3 separate regions of the Homo sapiens genome follow, and regions 1 and 2 are each linked to region 3. A link is a contact called in ENCODE Hi-C or POLR2A ChIA-PET data. All regions are on one chromosome and are shown on one strand. Each heading gives the region's core, a stretch centred on a gene start or an enhancer-like site at or near the end of the contact. The rest is flanking DNA. Distances are from core to core; before and after follow the strand shown. Region 1 holds the start of SRCAP (Snf2 related CREBBP activator protein). Region 2 holds the start of ITGAX (integrin subunit alpha X). Region 3 holds the start of VKORC1 (vitamin K epoxide reductase complex subunit 1).

Region 1 (3,343 bases), core at 432-2,931, 400 kb after region 3:
GTGAGCAGGGGAGGGGCTGCTCTGCATGGTCCCACTCCCAGGCTCCCCCTTGGATGCCTGAAGAATGACTGGGTTGTTATCACCAGTACTGCTGGCCGAGGGGCTGGCGTCCGGCTGCAGGGCATGCTGGGAGCTGGCCTCATTCTGGGCCACCGGCCACCGGGACCCGCCTTCCAGGGCCCGGGGCCCACCAGGGCGTCCCAGCCTCCGCTCAGGTCCACCAGCCTCTGGAGCACCTAAAGTAGGGTTAAAAAAAAAAAAAAAGACAGAAATGCAGTTAAAGGGGATGAAAAAGTATTTTTAAAAAACCAGAAATAACACTGAATAAAGAGAAACACAGAAATTACAGGTTACATTTCTTGAGCACTTACTATGTATAAGATACTTTTAGTACCTGTTTGATGTGTTCTATAATCCTCACACCTACCTTAAAAACCAAGTGCTTTTCACAGCATAACAAATATTGACTTCCTCCTACACACAACGGATATAGCCATGCAGAAAGGATTCCCGACCTAAATGTAGCTTACATTCTAATATAATCTGTTTTGTAAGTTACGAAGTTAAGACCTTATGATTTGCGGAAGGTTACACAGTAAAAAAGTGATAGGAGGGCTTCAATCCACAGTCTGATGCCAAAACCAAGGAAAACCTGCTACTCTTCCTGGTAGAGCCAGGTTGACCACGTTTTCCTCAACCCACAGCCTCAGTTCTGTTGTTGTACTATAATCAAACCCTCTACAGAAAAATCACATGCAAACATTCCCATGCTTCTCTAGAGTGAAAATCCCCAATACGGACCTATAATTGCTTTATCTCAAACATTTCTCCCATTAGCATCAGCACACAAAATGGTAGCAGATCCCTCACCTGTGTGAGCTGAGACCACACCCCCTGTGAAAGTCTGCACTTCCACGGTGCCGCCGTACTGAAGGGAATCACACCTGAAACATCCATCAAAGCGTATTATTTACTCCAGTTTTTTGAGACGTTTAAATATACCCAAATCAGTTAAAAGACTAGAAACAGAAAAACTACAGTAGTAGGAAAATCTCACATTTCAGGGAAATGCAAATCATGTTTTGTGAATTCCGGAGGGACATACGATCCTGCCTGGGGGCAGGAGCAGGAAAGGAGTGAAGAAAGAAAGTTCAAAAATTTTAAGTGTAAAGGCTCCAACCACAGAATGGAAGACAAAAAAAAAATACAGCAAAAAAAAGCTGTCACATCCAGAACCTCAGAAAGGTGCTACCTGCCTGCGGGCCTTTCCAGTGAGGGCTGAACGCAGAAGTGAGAGTGGAACTCCCGGGAAGAGTCAACAAACAGGCTGGTCACAGGAAAATCCGCCCAGGATTCAGGGCAGGGCGCTGTATATCCCATACCTGCGCCTTGAGACACTTCCCCAAATACAAGAACCACAGCAAAAGGAGACTCAGGAGCAGTCAAAAGCGAGAGGCCGCACTGCCAAGAACCACGCGCCGGAAACAGGCAGTGTGAACCCGCAGGAGGCCCGGAAATGCTTCCCCAGTGTTTAAGGAAATTCCTAAACCACAGTGCCGGCTTTGATTCACTCCCTACTCCGCCACACGTTCCCAAGACCCGAGCTCACCAGAAGCCAACAAGCCTTAACTCTTGACTTCAGGTTTCGTGACCATCTCCCTAGCCCTCCCGACGGACTGACCTCGCGTGACCCCTGACCTCTGCCCAAGTTGCCACTAGCCCTGAGATAGCCCCGCCCCCTCCAGACTCCCACCCCACCCAACGTGCGCGCCGGGCGGGGGAGGGGCCCGCGCGTGCGCGGCTGGAGGCGGAGCGAGCCGGCTGCGCGCACGGCCCAGGGGCTCCCGCCAGAACCCGAGCCCACGCACACAAGGGTCGCGGGGCTGGGAAGCTCGTCATCCAAGCCCGTCAGGGAGCCCCCCCATCACCCGACCGCGAAAGGCTGAGAGAAGGGAGGGTTCGTGCCACCAGGTCCTGGTCCCCCGGCTAGATGTGGTGGGCGCGCGCCCCGACTACTCGTCCCACGCCCCCCTTCCTCTTCCCGCGCGCCCCTGAGGGGTGACTGGGTTGGTGGGCGGGCAGGAGCGCACCTGGGTCCGTCCTCTCAGGGCTCGCTCGCTCGCTCGCTCGCTCAGGCACGCGTGCGCAGAAGGGCGGGAAGGGAGAGGAGACACGCCGGGGCCCAGCGCCGGCCGGCCTGACCCCCTCAGTCTGTCTCTATGGGCGCGCGCCGACAGCCTCGCGCACCGGCCCCGGGGCCCCGGCTGAGGGTGCGCGCGCAGCACCCCGGGAAGGTGGGGGGGAGGCGGTGGCGGAAAGATGCGCGCGCAGTCAGCCGTCATGGGAGGGGGAACTGTGGGGCGTTCGCCATCTTGTCTCCCTCTCCTTACCTGCGTCCTCGGGGGCGTGCGCACCACCCCCCCTCCCGCCTAGGAGGGGGGAGGGCCCCCTCTTGGCCACCGCCTTCGCGGCCTTTAAACTCCCCTGGAGACTGCGGCTACTGCCACCGCCTTGCCTCCACTGCCTCTTCGCGCAGCACACAGATGCGGACGGTGGGTGGGAAAAAGGGCAGACGCTACTCCCAGCGAACCGCCGCTGCCGCTCCCGAGGCCTCACCAAAATGGCCGCCGCCGTCTCGGCCGCCACCACCACCACTACCACCACCACTCGCTCGGAATCGCTATCGCCGGCGCGGCCCGTCTTCTCGCGAGAGACAGTAACTGGAGGGTGGGGGAACGGGGAGGCTCGCGTGCTAGCGTAGGGTGCAGCACGGTGCGCAAGGCAGCCTGGGAGGTGTAGTCTCCCAGAGGCTGCGCGCTCGCCCTTCCTCGGAGCGCCTTTACCGTTTGCCCCTAGATCTACCTGGGGCTGCATTGCGGCTGCCAGCTCGGACCACCGCCACCTCCCTTTTTATTTACAGATCACCCAGTAAGCTGCAGCAAGTTAGCAGTGGAACCTGGGCCTCCCGATTCCCATGGCAGCCCACTTCTGTAGCGCTGCTTCGTTTTACGCGAGGATGGTTTCCTGATAGCTTTCAAACACCTTTGCCATCTCTTCGCAAACTTTCTAGATTAAGAATCCCTTTGAGAATCTGATACCTTTACCCCAGAATAGAACAATAAATAACAGCTACCTTCTACTGACACTACTTGGTGCCTTGATTATTTCTTTTAATCCTAACTGCTCCATTTTACAAACGAATTGAGGCTCAGGCGTTAAAACACAGTGACAGATCCTGAAGTCAAGATTCCTAGCCAAGCAGTCTAAGCCACAAGAATGCACTCGCTGTCATAAAATTTTACCACCTAAAGCCCCCGCTAAGAGGCCAGGTTAGGAAGCCCTG
Region 2 (3,667 bases), core at 1,167-3,666, 260 kb before region 3:
TGAAGAAACTGAGGCTTGGAGAGGTTAAGGTCACAGGAAAGGTCCGGCAGCGTGCGGGCGATCGGCAGGATGTGCGGGCAGCAGCGTCAGGAACCACTGCAACACGTGGTAACTCTTTTTCCAGATCCCTTCTTTCTGATCCACTCTGGCAAGACTGTCTCTAGCCCACCGCACCCCCAATTGGATGTGCGTGAGCTCCTCAAAGCCTTGGTGGTCCCGACACTCACCCTGCCTGGACACCGGGAGCCTCTGGGTGAGCTGGGTGGGGCCCAGGAGGAAGCAGAGTCCGGTGAGGTACATGTTCCTCCCGCACTCGTGGTGCACGGTGGGGCCGCAGGCCTGGGGACACAGCGGGCTGCTGGGGGGCTGCCCCTGCTTCCTCCCACCCTCACATTCCGGAACCTCCACCCTACAGGAGACTCCCAGCCCCCCGCGGCCCCGGCTCCTCCCTCCCTCCCTCAGAAGCCTCCTGTGACCCAGGGCCACTCACCAGCAGCTGGGAAGGGCTGGTGGTAGACGCCAGGGACAGGCCCAGGGACATGTTCACGGCCTCCGGGGGCACTGTGGGGACAGATATGTGCATGGTCACTCTCGGGGGTACAGAGAAGGCTGTGGAAGAGCTGGGCAGGGGTCACCTCCACCTGGGAGACAAGGAGGTCTGACGGTGAAGGAAGCTGTCGGGTCTTGACAGAGCTGCGGGAGTGCGATGGGCGGGGAGGCCTTAAGGGGCCAGGAAGCATATCTGAGGGTGAGGGTCTCAGACACAGTGGAAGCTGAAAGTGACACTCCGGTGAGTCCACGGGCCCCTGGAGCAGGGAAGCCTGGGAGCCCGGCCCTGGGTCCCGGGAGGGGCGGTGACTCACCCTGCAGGCCGATGGGCTCACAGGCACCAGTGCTGTAGCCACACTGGTAGAGGCCACCCGTTTGGTTGGCAGCTGTTATCTTTTGGGGGGCTCCAACCACCACCCTGCGAGGAGACAAAGAACACTTTAGGTAAGAGTGTGGACGCTGCAGCACAGCTGCCACTCCGGCAAGTTTGCGTTCCCTCCCTGAGCCTCAGCTTCCTCATCTGCAAGATGGATTTTAATAATTTAAAGTCCATGTGGAAGGGATTTCTGTCTGTTGGATTCTCTGGCGTATGGAGACAAGAAATATTTGTTGAGTCTGGGTGTGGTGGCTCACACCTGGAATCCCAGCACTTTGGGAGGCTGAGGCGGGAGGATTGCTTGAGCCCAGGAGTTTGAGACCAACCCAGGCAACATAGTGAGACCCTGTCTCTATATATTTTTAAATGTATAGAAAAAAAGAAAGAAAAAACAAATAAGTGTTTGTTGCACGACTGATTCCTACTCACAGGCTGTCGTGTGGACTAAATCAGCATCCACCTGTGATGAGCCTGGCACTGCACTTACTGCTCTGTAAATGTTAGCTGTGAGACCGTGCCTGCCTTCAAGGCAAATCTTCATTAGCCAGGGCAGTCGCTACACCAGACAGAGAGGAGAGTTTGCAAATAACAGGGCAGGGCCGGGGGCATGGGGCCCTGAGCAGGGAGAGGATGGATGGAGCCAAAGGCCAGCACCACCTGGGCCTCACCAGGAGTTGGCATACTGGACCACGCTGTCTCCAAACCCAGCGCTGTCCACACGGAAGGCTGTCAGCTCCTCTGTGTCCAAGTTGAAACCTAGAGAAGTTGCTAAGGCTGGGAAAGAGGTGGGAAGAGAGCTTTGGAGAAGGGTCTTCCTTCTGCCTGGCTGCCCTCCACCCCCGGCCCCAGCGTCCCAATCTCCCCTCCGAGCCTGATGCCCGGGGTGCCTGGGTCTTCTGGACACCCAACTCATCCCCTTCTCTCCTTCCCAGGGTCCAGGGATGCCCCTTGCCCACCATCCACTATCGAGTTGCAGTTCTCCATTTCTGCAGAGCAGTACCCAGGCTCTAAAAAGGATCTTTCCCCAACGTGCACCTCGGGCGCTATGAGAGTGAGTCCAGGAAAACTTGCGGACCAAAGCATCCTGTCCACAGAGCACAAGTTGGCGCATTCTGCCTATTTTAAAAATCTCTGCAGTACAGAGACAACTGGCCTCTCTTCCAGCATCTCTGGAACTCTCCCAAAATTGGTTCATCAATATCCTCTCCCTCCACAAACTCCAAATCTCAGACCCTATGTGCCTGCCTCCCCCTCAGGCTTGACTGAGTCTCTCTTCCTACCCAGATCCTAACCCCCCAGCCTGAGCCCCCAGTTCAGGGCCCTGGCTCCCTTGGGCCTGGGTCCCCAGCCCTACTTCATTGGGGTCCAGGCTCACCTGTGAACAGGAGGAGTGCTGCCCTGGTCCTGGTCATGACTAGAAGGTCAGATGTGGAGCTCTGAGCTCCTGGGCCGTTGCAGGAAGAGCTGGACCAAGGTACTGAGGAAGCAAGTGGGCAGAGAGGTGGCCAGGGGAAGGAAGAAGATTGTCAGCATGAGTCAGAGGGGGCGGGCAGAGTACGCAACTGATCCGAGGACAGGCTCGGCCTCCCACACGCCCCCACCCCCCAACCGGAGTCACTCTCATCAGATGACTTGGCTTGATGCCCTTTGCTTAGATGGATGCAAATCCCTGCCCTGCCCCTCCCAGGCTCACCCTTGACTGCCAGAAGGCACCCCTTGACCTTGAAATTTCAGCCAGACTGGAGGGGGTTTGGGCAGATGCCAACCCCTCAGGACCCTAAAGGAAACCCTGGTGGGAGCCCTCCACTCTGACCTGGAAAGTCTGGGCCAAGGAGTGGGGCATCCGGGTCCCTAGGAGGAGCACAGAGCGAGTATTTGTTCATTCATTCATTCACTCATTTATTCATCATTTATTCAAGAAGCCTAATTTGAGCCTGGAGATGCAAGCCCTCTGCTAGGTGGGGAAGAAAATATAAACCACAAAGCACCAGCCCTGGGGTCAGTGGAGAGGCAGATGTATAAACAGCAAGTTCATTGCTGTGAGGGGGAAGCACAGAGACCACAGGGTGCCTCACCCGGGTTGTGAAGGTGTGGCTTTCTGAGAAGGCTTCCTGAAAGAGGTGGTGCTTGAGCTGAGCATTGAAAGCAACCAAAGTTGGGAGATGACAGAGCAGCCAGACATGGATGAGGCAGGGGACAGGAGGGTCTGTGTGTGAAATCAGCAATGGGAACCAGACAGTCAGGGTGGGAAGTTGTAAGAGACAAGGTCAGGGCCACTGGGAGGAAAGCAAGGGGAAGCAGGCCTCAGGCCGTGGAAGCCCCCCTAATGTACATCAATTTTTTTTTTTAATTTCAGAAACAGGGTCTTGCTCTGCCACCCAGGCTGGAGTGCAGTGGGTGCATAGTTCACTGCTGCTTCGAACTCCTGGGCCCAAGGGATCCTCCTGCCTCAGCCTCCTGAGTAGCCAGGACTATAGGATTGCACCACTGCACCTGAATATATATATATATTTATATATATATATTTTTTAATTTTAGTAGAGACAGAGTTTCCCCATGTTGGCCAGGCTGGTCTCAAACTCCTGATCTCAATCAATCCTCCTGCCTCAGCCTCCTAAATTGCTGGGATCACAGGTGTGAGCCACCACACCTGGTGAAGACACATTGATTTTGTCCTGAGAGTGGAGGACAGCATTGAAGGGAATTCATGGGGACTGAGATCTTCACATTTTCATTTTAGAA
Region 3 (3,646 bases), core at 122-2,621:
CCTGGAGGCGGAAGTTGCAGTGAGCCGAGATGGCACCGCTGCACTCCAGCCTGGGCGACAGAGTGAGACTCCGTCTCAAAATAAGTAAATAAATAAATAAATAACCATTGGGTCTAGCGTCTTGGTGACACCAGCCACTAGGTGTCAGGGCAATGCTGGAGGCAGCAGCTAGTTTATGGCGTGGGCAGCAAGGAAGAAGTGAGGAAGTAGAGACTGGGAGTGTAGAATCTTTCCAAAAACTTGAATGTGGAGGGGTAGATGGGATAATGCCGGGAGAGGAGGCTGGTGAAGGACCTCTTAGTGAAGGGAGATTTGTTGCTGTTTCTGAGATGGGAAAGAGAAACAAGTTGCAGTGTAGATGGGGAGGATGGAGAGGTTGAAGGTGTAGGAGAGATGGGTCACCATCAGATGGGACGTCTGTGAAGGAGAGACCTCATCTGGCCCACAGCTTGGAAAGGAGAGACTGACTGTTGAGTTGATGCAAGCTCAGGTGTTGCCAGGCGGGCGCCATGATAGTAGAGAGGTTAGGATACTGTCAAGGGTGTGTGTGGCCAAAGGAGTGGTTCTGTGAATGTATGGGAGAAAGGGAGACCGACCACCAGGAAGCACTGGTGAGGCAGGACCCGGGAGGATGGGAGGCTGCAGCCCGAATGGTGCCTGAAATAGTTTCAGGGGAAATGCTTGGTTCCCGAATCGGATCGCCGTATTCGCTGGATCCCCTGATCCGCTGGTCTCTAGGTCCCGGATGCTGCAATTCTTACAACAGGACTTGGCATAGGGTAAGCGCAAATGCTGTTAACCACACTAACACACTTTTTTTTTTCTTTTTTTTTTTTGAGACAGAGTCTCACTCTGTCGGCCTGGCTGGAGTGCAGTGGCACGATCTCGGCTCACTGCAACCTCCGGCTCCCCGGCTCAAGCAATTCTCCTGCCTCAGCCTCCCGAGTAGCTGGGATTACAGGCATGTGCCACCACGCCCGGCTAATTTTTGTATTTTTAGTTGAGATGGGGTTTCACCATGTTGGCGAGGCTGGTCTTGAACTCCTGACCTCAGGTAATCCGCCAGCCTCGGCCTCCCAAAGTGCTGGGATTACAAGCGTGAGCCACCGTGCCCGGCCAACAGTTTTTAAATCTGTGGAGACTTCATTTCCCTTGATGCCTTGCAGCCGCGCCGACTACAACTCCCATCATGCCTGGCAGCCGCTGGGGCCGCGATTCCGCACGTCCCTTACCCGCTTCACTAGTCCCGGCATTCTTCGCTGTTTTCCTAACTCGCCCGCTTGACTAGCGCCCTGGAACAGCCATTTGGGTCGTGGAGTGCGAGCACGGCCGGCCAATCGCCGAGTCAGAGGGCCAGGAGGGGCGCGGCCATTCGCCGCCCGGCCCCTGCTCCGTGGCTGGTTTTCTCCGCGGGCGCCTCGGGCGGAACCTGGAGATAATGGGCAGCACCTGGGGGAGCCCTGGCTGGGTGCGGCTCGCTCTTTGCCTGACGGGCTTAGTGCTCTCGCTCTACGCGCTGCACGTGAAGGCGGCGCGCGCCCGGGACCGGGATTACCGCGCGCTCTGCGACGTGGGCACCGCCATCAGCTGTTCGCGCGTCTTCTCCTCCAGGTGTGCACGGGAGTGGGAGGCGTGGGGCCTCGGAGCAGGGCGGCCAGGATGCCAGATGATTATTCTGGAGTCTGGGATCGGTGTGCCCGGGGAACGGACACGGGGCTGGACTGCTCGCGGGGTCGTTGCACAGGGGCTGAGCTACCCAGCGATACTGGTGTTCGAAATAAGAGTGCGAGGCAAGGGACCAGACAGTGCTGGGGACTGGGATTATTCCGGGGACTCGCACGTGAATTGGATGCCAAGGAATAACGGTGACCAGGAAAGGCGGGGAGGCAGGATGGCGGTAGAGATTGACGATGGTCTCAAGGACGGCGCGCAGGTGAAGGGGGGTGTTGGCGATGGCTGCGCCCAGGAACAAGGTGGCCCGGTCTGGCTGTGCGTGATGGCCAGGCGTTAGCATAATGACGGAATACAGAGGAGGCGAGTGAGTGGCCAGGGAGCTGGAGATTCTGGGGTCCAGGGCAAAGATAATCTGCCCCCGACTCCCAGTCTCTGATGCAAAACCGAGTGAACCGTTATACCAGCCTTGCCATTTTAAGAATTACTTAAGGGCCGGGCGCGGTGGCCCACTCCTGTAATCCCAGCACTTTGGGAGGCCGAGGCGGATGGATCACTTGAAGTCAGGAGTTGACCAGCCTGGCCAACATGGTGAAAGCCTGTCTCTACCAAAAATAGAAAAATTAATCGGGCGCTATGGCGGGTGCCTTAATCCCAGCTACTCGGGGGGGCTAAGGCAGGAGAATCGCTTGAACCCGGGAGGCGGAGGTTTCAGTGAGCCGAGATCGCGCCACTGCACTCCAGCCTGGGCCAGAGTGAGACTCCGTCTCAAAAAAAAAAAAAAAAAAAAAAAAAAAGAGACTTACTTAAGGTCTAAGATGAAAAGCAGGGCCTACGGAGTAGCCACGTCCGGGCCTGGTCTGGGGAGAGGGGAGGATAGGGTCAGTGACATGGAATCCTGACGTGGCCAAAGGTGCCCGGTGCCAGGAGATCATCGACCCTTGGACTAGGATGGGAGGTCGGGGAACAGAGGATAGCCCAGGTGGCTTCTTGGAAATCACCTTTCTCGGGCAGGGTCCAAGGCACTGGGTTGACAGTCCTAACCTGGTTCCACCCCACCCCACCCCTCTGCCAGGTGGGGCAGGGGTTTCGGGCTGGTGGAGCATGTGCTGGGACAGGACAGCATCCTCAATCAATCCAACAGCATATTCGGTTGCATCTTCTACACACTACAGCTATTGTTAGGTGAGTGGCTCCGCCCCCTCCCTGCCCGCCCCGCCCCGCCCCTCATCCCCCTTGGTCAGCTCAGCCCCACTCCATGCAATCTTGGTGATCCACACAGCTGACAGCCAGCTAGCTGCTCATCACGGAGCGTCCTGCGGGTGGGGATGTGGGGAGGTAACTAACAGGAGTCTTTTAATTGGTTTAAGTACTGTTAGAGGCTGAAGGGCCCTTAAAGACATCCTAGGTCCCCAGGTTTTTTGTTTGTTGTTGTTTTGAGACAGGGTCTGGCTCTGTTGCCCAAAGTGAGGTCTAGGATGCCCTTAGTGTGCACTGGCGTGATCTCAGTTCATGGCAACCTCTGCCTCCCTGCCCAAGGGATCCTCCCACCTTAGCCTCCCAAGCAGCTGGAATCACAGGCGTGCACCACTATGCCCAGCTAATTTTTGTTTTTGTTTTTTTTTGGTAGAGATGGTGTCTCGCCATGTTGCCCAGGCTGGTCTCAAGCAATCTGTCTGCCTCAGCCTCCCAAAGTGCTGGGGGGATTACAGGCGTGAGCTACCATGCCCCACCAACACCCCAGTTTTGTGGAAAAGATGCCGAAATTCCTTTTTAAGGAGAAGCTGAGCATGAGCTATCTTTTGTCTCATTTAGTGCTCAGCAGGAAAATTTGTATCTAGTCCCATAAGAACAGAGAGAGGAACCAAGGGAGTGGAAGACGATGGCGCCCCAGGCCTTGCTGATGCCATATGCCGGAGATGAGACTATCCATTACCACCCTTCCCAGCAGGCTCCCACGCTCCCTTTGAGTCAC

The links. A loop is a pair of places that touch in the nucleus more often than their neighbours do. ChIA-PET counts read pairs that join two places held with the same protein, here RNA polymerase II (POLR2A). Pooled maps may share reads with other maps.
Region 1: a map of naive thymus-derived CD4-positive, alpha-beta T cell shows a loop between it and region 3 (28-fold over the local background). The contact joins the promoter of SRCAP here to the promoter of VKORC1 in region 3. A Hi-C loop is called at or near these places in 1 of 168 maps with a recorded cell type or tissue (naive thymus-derived CD4-positive, alpha-beta T cell), 1 of 37 single-sample maps with no recorded cell type and 10 of 50 pooled maps. POLR2A ChIA-PET finds 5 or more read pairs at or near these places in 2 of 52 experiments (activated T-cell and naive thymus-derived CD4-positive, alpha-beta T cell).
Region 2: a loop to region 3 is called in a pooled map, with 6 times the contacts of the local background. The contact joins the promoter of ITGAX here to the promoter of VKORC1 in region 3. A Hi-C loop is called at or near these places in 4 of 37 single-sample maps with no recorded cell type and 6 of 50 pooled maps. POLR2A ChIA-PET finds 5 or more read pairs at or near these places in 1 of 52 experiments (A673).

Annotation. Positions count from the first base shown.
Region 1 is chr16:30,697,509-30,700,851 of GRCh38, reverse strand. It overlaps SRCAP (Snf2 related CREBBP activator protein), which reads right to left and starts at 1,681. Exons shown (of 34, transcript NM_006662.3): 1 at 1,610-1,681; 2 at 871-944; 3 at 1-236. The coding sequence starts at 27. LOC730183 (a long non-coding RNA gene) reads left to right here and starts at 1,792. Exons shown (of 2, transcript NR_144637.2): 1 at 1,792-1,971; 2 at 2,921-3,145. RefSeq lists silencers at 1,661-1,890, 2,031-2,440 and enhancers at 1,610-1,904, 2,561-2,750, 2,781-2,870.
Region 2 is chr16:31,353,925-31,357,591 of GRCh38, reverse strand. ITGAX (integrin subunit alpha X) reads right to left here and starts at 2,416. Exons shown (of 30, transcript NM_000887.5): 1 at 2,301-2,416; 2 at 1,594-1,699; 3 at 864-967; 4 at 491-561; 5 at 228-339. The coding sequence starts at 2,337. RefSeq lists enhancers at 2,645-2,834, 3,025-3,154.
Region 3 is chr16:31,092,522-31,096,167 of GRCh38, reverse strand. VKORC1 (vitamin K epoxide reductase complex subunit 1) reads left to right here and starts at 1,371. Exons shown (of 3, transcript NM_024006.6): 1 at 1,371-1,611; 2 at 2,747-2,856. The coding sequence starts at 1,439. LOC124903680 (zinc finger protein ENSP00000375192-like) reads left to right here and starts at 163. Exons shown (of 1, transcript XM_047435012.1): 1 at 163-1,284. The coding sequence starts at 790. The coding sequence ends at 1,284. RefSeq lists enhancers at 203-382, 898-947, 998-1,047, 1,078-1,257, 2,438-3,146.